Linked DNA regions of Homo sapiens: region 1 is linked to region 2. Evidence: read pairs that join two places in POLR2A ChIA-PET (ENCODE). Cell type or tissue: K562. All regions are shown on one strand. Each heading gives the region's core, and the rest is flanking DNA. Links, peaks and the distances in the headings are about the cores only.

The links. Peaks named below come from ENCODE experiments on the same cell type or tissue, not always from the same donor. Only the 100,000 strongest peaks of a DNase experiment are listed, where the experiment ranks them.
Region 1: POLR2A ChIA-PET joins it to region 2 with 6 read pairs; 2 of 35 experiments call an interaction of 5 or more read pairs at or near these places.

Annotation. Positions count from the first base shown.
Region 1 is chr12:54,010,446-54,012,945 of GRCh38, reverse strand. It overlaps HOXC8 (homeobox C8), which reads right to left. Exons shown (of 2, transcript NM_022658.4): 2 at 177-1,857. The coding sequence ends at 1,565. Among named protein-coding and RNA genes, the nearest start is that of HOXC8, 2.7 kb to the right of the region's middle. In K562, for the core only: no CTCF peak of the experiment used is centred there; DNase peaks (open chromatin) are centred at 941, 1,265 and 1,879; H3K4me3 peaks cover 798 bases.
Region 2 is chr12:52,929,019-52,933,047 of GRCh38, reverse strand. It overlaps a transcript of KRT8 not described here. Among named protein-coding and RNA genes, the nearest start is that of KRT18, 18 kb to the left of the region's middle. In K562, for the core only: no CTCF peak of the experiment used is centred there; no DNase peak of the experiment used is centred there.

The DNA of each region.
Region 1 (2,500 bases), core at 1-2,500, 1.1 Mb before region 2:
GCCCTCCCAGGCCAGCATGCTTTCTCAATTCCCAGGCTTCTCTCCACGTGAGTTTCTGAACCCCAAAGCCAGAGCAGTGAAGCAGACCTTTTCCAGAGAGTTGGACAGGGGGATAAGGAGAGAGAAGGTAGAGAATAGGGAAGAGCTGTGGAGAAAAAGCAAGTCATTCCAGCTTCTATTATTTTTCTTCTTCTTTTTATTATTATGACTCACGTATACAATACAAAGTACTTGGACCAGGAACAGGGCTGTCGGGACACAAAATCTACATTCATAGCTGGACATAAAGACAAATGACAAAAAATTATTATTATAGATATATTTTTAACATTTTTTTCTTTCGAGCACATTGCATAAACAGAGAATTCAAGACAGAGTTAACTATACATTCAGTGCAATTTAGTTCTACTCTACTGGGGTTAGAAGCACAATAAAAGCGCACAGGACCGGCGGGCTAGGCAGTCTCAGTTGTTGGGTTTTCTTAGTGAAATAAGCAGCAACAAACGACAACAAAACCGCATTACAAATACTCTCAAAGCAGGATTTCTTTCTATAGGTAGTGATAAAATACGCTGGAGGTTTCTTTCTTTCTTTTTTTTTTTTTTGATTTTTATTTTTTTCTCTTTTTTTCTCCTATAGCAGGATTTTAAAATTTTTCTCTTTTTCTTTTTCAAGATTATTGCAGGTTCCCTTTAGGTAGTATGTTAAAGATTTATTATTATTATTTTCGTGATTATGGTGATTTCTGAGCACTAACACTAATGCAGCTCAGAGGAAGGCGGGCCCAACAGAATAGAAATCAAACAGCGAAGGAGAGGAAGGCATGGGCCCGAGTGACCATGGGATGGTTAGGTAGGATTTTAGAGGCGACTGCAGGCTCCTATCTACCCTTCTGGAAATGGGGGGAGGGGAAAGACCCACATCTCCTTCAGGTTTCCATCAGGTTCCTAGAGAAAGTCAAGGGGGTTTTTCTAAGCAGGGAGCCCTGGGGAGGGGGAGGGGGAGGGGGAGGGGATATTCCTTGCTTTTTTCCTTATTTCTTTACATTTGTCTTCCTTTCCTTTCTTCATTTTTTTCTGTCCTTTCCTTTTTAGAAAAAGTACATCTAGTACACTAGCCTTAGCATAAAAACAAAACCACAAGTCCTTTTCTGCATTTCGAGGGGGCTCCCCTCTAAAATAAATACCAGAGAAGCAGGGAGGTGGGAGTGTGGTGAGAGACAGACCGAGGAGCACGGAGGCCAGGTCTCAGACCTTAAAATCCAGGAAGGACTCAGAAGGGTGGGGGCAGGGACAAGTGTGTGTGGGGCAAGGAGTGAGACAGAGAGTCCGAACTTTTCACTGTTTCTCCGTCTCCCCCCTCCAGCCCCCAAACAAATAAAGAGTGGGGGAAGTCCAAAGGTAATAAAACCAGAGCTGCAAGTATCTGACAGGTAGTTAGAGTTGTGAGTGTCATTCTATTCTCTATAAAAGCAAATGACAGTCGTAAACTTCTCAATTTATCTGCTACCATAAAACGAAACTTCAAGGGAGTTGCTAAGGGGGGGGGGGTCTTTCTTTTTTGCTTAGTCCTTGTTTTCTTCCTTTTCCTCCTCTTCTTTCTCCTCTTCCTCATTTCCTTCTTCCTCCACCTTCTCCTCATCTCGGGCTCCCGGCAGTTTATCCTTGTTGTTCTCCTTTTTCCACTTCATCCTTCGGTTCTGGAACCAGATCTTCACTTGTCTCTCGGTCAGTCCCAGGGCATGAGAGACTTCAATCCGACGTTTTCGTGTCAAATAAGGATTAAAGAGAAACTCCTTTTCTAGTTCCAAGGTCTGATACCGGCTGTAAGTTTGCCGTCCACTGCGCCTCCCCGGAGCTGGACAGAAGAAAACCCCAGTCTGGTTACGTTTGGATGGGGGCTTGGTTTTCCTTTGCCACTCTTCCTACTCTAAACTCCCCTCTCTGATCTCCTCAGTTCGCCTCCCCTCTATGGAAAAGGCTAGAGCAGAAGGCAGACAAGGGCAGAAAAGTTGGGGGATTGTTTTTGTTTGGCTTCACCTTGGGAGGTGGGGTGGGGGTGGGGGCTAGGGTCTGTTTGGAAACTGGGGCCTTTCAGGGGCTGGGGAGCCCTGTAGAATCCCCCCCACCAGGCCTGTAATCCTAGGAACTGGCCTTTGCAGCTTTGTTTACAAGTGCAGCAGGGCATTTAGTGAGCGAGGCTGGGGACAGACTGTTTCCAAAAGAAAGGAAAAAAAGCTGGGGGTAAAGAAGAGGGGCTCTGCCCACTGCCCTCTCCTTGTCTCTCTCTGCCTAATGCTTTTCCAATAAGAAAAATAATTGATCTGCTGGAATGTGTCACCGCTCCGCCTGATTGCTAACTGGAGACCAGCAAATAAATCATGGGCCATCCCCGCCGGAACTTGTCGCTTTATCGCTTCCCCCTGTACTTCGAAATTGGGCCATGAGGGGCCACCCTTGGAGGGGCTCATGACCTAAGCTACTCTGCAGGTCTCAGGGAG
Region 2 (4,029 bases), core at 743-3,242:
CCCTTGAACCTGGGAGGCAGAGGTTGCGGTGAGCTGAGATCGCGCCACTGCACTCCAGCCTGGGTGACAGGGCAAGACTTCATCTCTAAAATAAAAACAAAAACAAAAAACACACAAAAAATGTAATTTTGTGTATTGATCACTTATCATTTATCCTGCAATCTTGCTAAATTCTCTTATTAGTTCTAGTAGCTTTTTTGTAGGTAGGTTCTTCAGGATTTTTTTGTTTTTGTTTTTTTTTTATTATAGACACAGCCTCATTCTGCTGCCCAGACTGGAGTGCATTGGTGATCATAGCTCACTGAAGCCTTGAACTCCTGGGCACAAGTGATCCTCCTGCCTTAGCCTCCCAAGTAGCTGGGAGTACAGGTGTGCATACTGCCCATGGCTGGGATTTTCTAAATAGATAATCATTTTATCTGTGAATAAAGATAGTTTTATTGCTTCTTTTCCCATCTGTATGCCTTTTATTTCTTCTTCCTGACTTATTGCACTGGCTAGCACGTTCAGTACAATGTTGAATAAAAGTGATGAGAACATACCTACAGGGAAGAGGTCAGAAAGAAAAAAACAAACACAAAGAAGTGGGGAGAGCAAATGTTTTTGCTTTGTTCCTGATCTTGTGGACAAAGTAATCATTCTTTCACTATTAAGAATGATTTGCCAGGCGCGGTGGCTCACACCTGTAATCCCAGCACTTTGGCAGGCAGAGGTGGGTGGATCACGAGGTCAGGAGTTCAAGACCAGCCTAGCCAAGATGGTGAAACCCTGTCTCTACTAAAAATACAAAAATTAGCCAGGTGTGGTTGCAGGCGCTTGTAATCCCAGCTACACAGGAGGCTGAGGCAGGCACTTGAACCCAGAGGGTGGAGGTTGCAGTGAGCTGAGATCGTGCCACTGCACTCCAGCCTGGGTGACAGAGTGAGACTCCATCTCAAAAAAAAAAAAAAAAAAAGAATGATTTACCAGGTGCCTATAATCCCAACAATTTGGGAAGCAGAGGCGGGCAGATTACTTGAGTCCAGGAGTTCAAGAGCAGCCTGGGCAACATGGCAAATCTCTGTCTCTACAAAACATAAACATATGGCCAAGCGCAGTGGCGCATGCCTGTAATCCCAGCACTTTGGGAGGCCAAGGCAGATGGATCACTTGAGGTCAGGAGTTTGAGACCAGCCTGGCCAACATGGTGAAACCCCATCTTTACTAAAATTACAAAAATTAGCCAGACATGGTGGCGGGCACCTGTAATCCCAGCTACTCAGGAGGCTGAGGCAGGAGAATTGCTTGAAACTGGAAGGCGGGGTTTACAGTGAGCCAAGATCACATCACTGCAATCCAGCCTGGGCAACAAGAGCGAAACTCCGTCTCAAATATATATATATATATATATGGGGAGCCAATGAGTAGTGGAGAAAGGAAGAGGTGGGAGATAAAGTGGGAAAGGTTAGTGAAGACCAGGTCAAGAAGAGCCTTGTTAGACCTTGAAGAGTTTGCACTGCCTTAGTTTTCAACTTTGTTTTGTACCAGCTATGATTGGGAACATGTCATGAATGCAGGTGCCCAATATCATCCCAGACCTGCAGAATAATACTCTCTGGGATTGGGGCTGGATCTCTACAACAAGTTCCCTAGGAAATTACCAAAAACCAAGGGAAACTATTTTAGAATCTGGGGAGACACTGGCCGGGCATGGTGGCTCACGCCTATAATCCCAGTACTTTGGGAGGCCGAGGCGGGAGGATCACGAGGTCAGGAGATTGAGACCATCCTGGCTAACACAGTGAAACCCTGTCTCTACTAAAAATGCAAAAAATTAGCCAGGCTTGATGGCGGGTGCCTGTAGTCCCAGCTACTCGGGAGACTGAGGCAGGAGAATGGCATGAACCCGGGAGGCGGAGCTTGCAGTGAGCCGAGATCATGCCACTGCACTGCAGCCTGGGCAACAGAGCGACACTCTGTCTCAAAAAAAAAAAAAAGAATCTGGGGGAGACACTGAAGCTAAAAGTGGGGAAGCATCATGATCAAAACTGCAGTTTGACAAGAACATGCTAGCCAGATGTCTTGGAAAGATTTGAAAAGACAAGAGTGGAGATTACTGCAATCATCTAGATAAGTAGTAATAATGACTCAAACTAAGAGAGAATCAGTGGAAATATACGGAAGAAAGTAGATTCAAAGGAAATTTAGGGGCTGGGTACAGAGGTTCATGCCTGTAATGCCAGCACTTTGGGAGGCCAAGGTGGGAGGATTGCTTGAGCCCAGGAGCTCAAGACCAGCCTGGCAACAGAGCAAGACCCTGTCTCTACAAAAAATAAAAATATTAGCCAGGTGTGGTGGTGCATGCCTGTAGTCTCAGCTACTCAGGAGGCTGAGGTGGGAGGATCACTTGAACCCAGGAGGTCTAGGGCACAATGAGCTGTGATTGTGCCACTGCACTTCAGCCTGGGTGACGGAGTAAGACTTTGTCTCAAAAAAAGGAAAAAAAGAACAACAACAAAAAAAGGAAAGTTTGGAAGACAGAATTGGGGGCCGGGCGTGGTGGCTCATGCCTGTAATGCCAGCACTTTGGGAGGCTGAGGCGGGTGGATCGCCTGAGGTCGAGAGTTCGAGACCAGCCTGACCAACATGGAGAAACCCCATCTCTACTAAAAATACAAAATTAGGTGTGATGGCACATGCCTATAATCCCAGCTTCCCAGCTACTCAGGAGGGTGAGGCAGCAGAATCGCTTGAACCTGGGAGGCAGAGGTTGCAGTGAGCCTAGATTGTGCTATTGCACTCCAGCCTGGGCAACAAGAACGAAGCTCTGTCTCAAGAAAAAAAAAAAAAATGATAGAATTGGCAGGACTTGGCTTCTAATTGGATGTAAAGGGAAAGAAGCAGCAATAATAGTAACAATAATAACACTGAACATCTATGATGTATCAGGCACCATTCTATGTGCTTTACATGTATCACATTATTTAACATAGCAATCCTGTGAGAGGTTCTAGTGCCATCCTCAGCACTTTTGCTGACTCCAGGCTTCTTGCTTTGGAGGCAGTGATGTCCACCAGAGAGGAATTATGAGAGGAAGTGAGGCCTGGAGGATGGCATTGGATAATGACTTGAGTTTGGAAGCTGTGAGTTTGAGGCTTAGGTGGGACATCCAGGCAGCAATTAGAAACTTGGGTCTGTAGCTCCGAGGAGAGTCTGGAGATGTTGATCTGGGATTCATCATCCCTGAGAGTGGATGGGAATTGGCCTGAAGAGGTGGAGGCAGGGAGGTGGGAATCCTAACACTCAAGAGCAAGGCTCTTAATCTGGCCTCTGTGGGTGGCTTTCACAAATGCATGTGCCCCTTCAGCTGCATGGGAGATGCTAGCAATCTCTGATTGTGCATTAGAGTCTCAAAGGGGAGCATGAACCACCAAGAAGATTAATGATTACAGGTGTAAGTGGTGAATAGATAAAAAGGATTCAAGGAAGAAGACTGGAAAGGAGTGGCCAGAGAGATAGCAAGAAATGCAGAAGGCAATGTCAGGAAGCCAAAGGAATTGTCTTTTAAGAAAGGCGGTTGGACGAGGTGGCTCACGCCTATAATCCCAGCACTTTGGGAGGCTGAGGTGGGCAGATCACCTGAGGTCAGGAGTTCAAGACCAGCCTGGCCAACATGGTGAAACCCTGTCTCTACTAAAAATACAAAAAAATCAGCTGGGCGTGGTGGTGGGCACCTGTAATCCCAGCTACTCAGGAGGTTGAGGCAAGAGAATGGCTTCAGCCTGGGAGGTGGAGATTGCAGTGAGCTGAGATCGAGATCATACCGCTGCACTCTAGCCTGGGCGAATGAGTGAGAATCTGGAAAAAAAAAAAAAAAAAAGAAAGGAAGGAAGGAAGGAGGAGTGGTCAGTGGTATCCACTATTCCAGGGATGCAGGGAAGAAAAGATTTGAAAAGAGTCCATCAAATTTGGCTAGGAGTTGATCATTAGTTTAGCCATTTCCATGGATGGTGGCTAGGGTTGGGGATGTAGGAGGAGGTGAAAAATTGA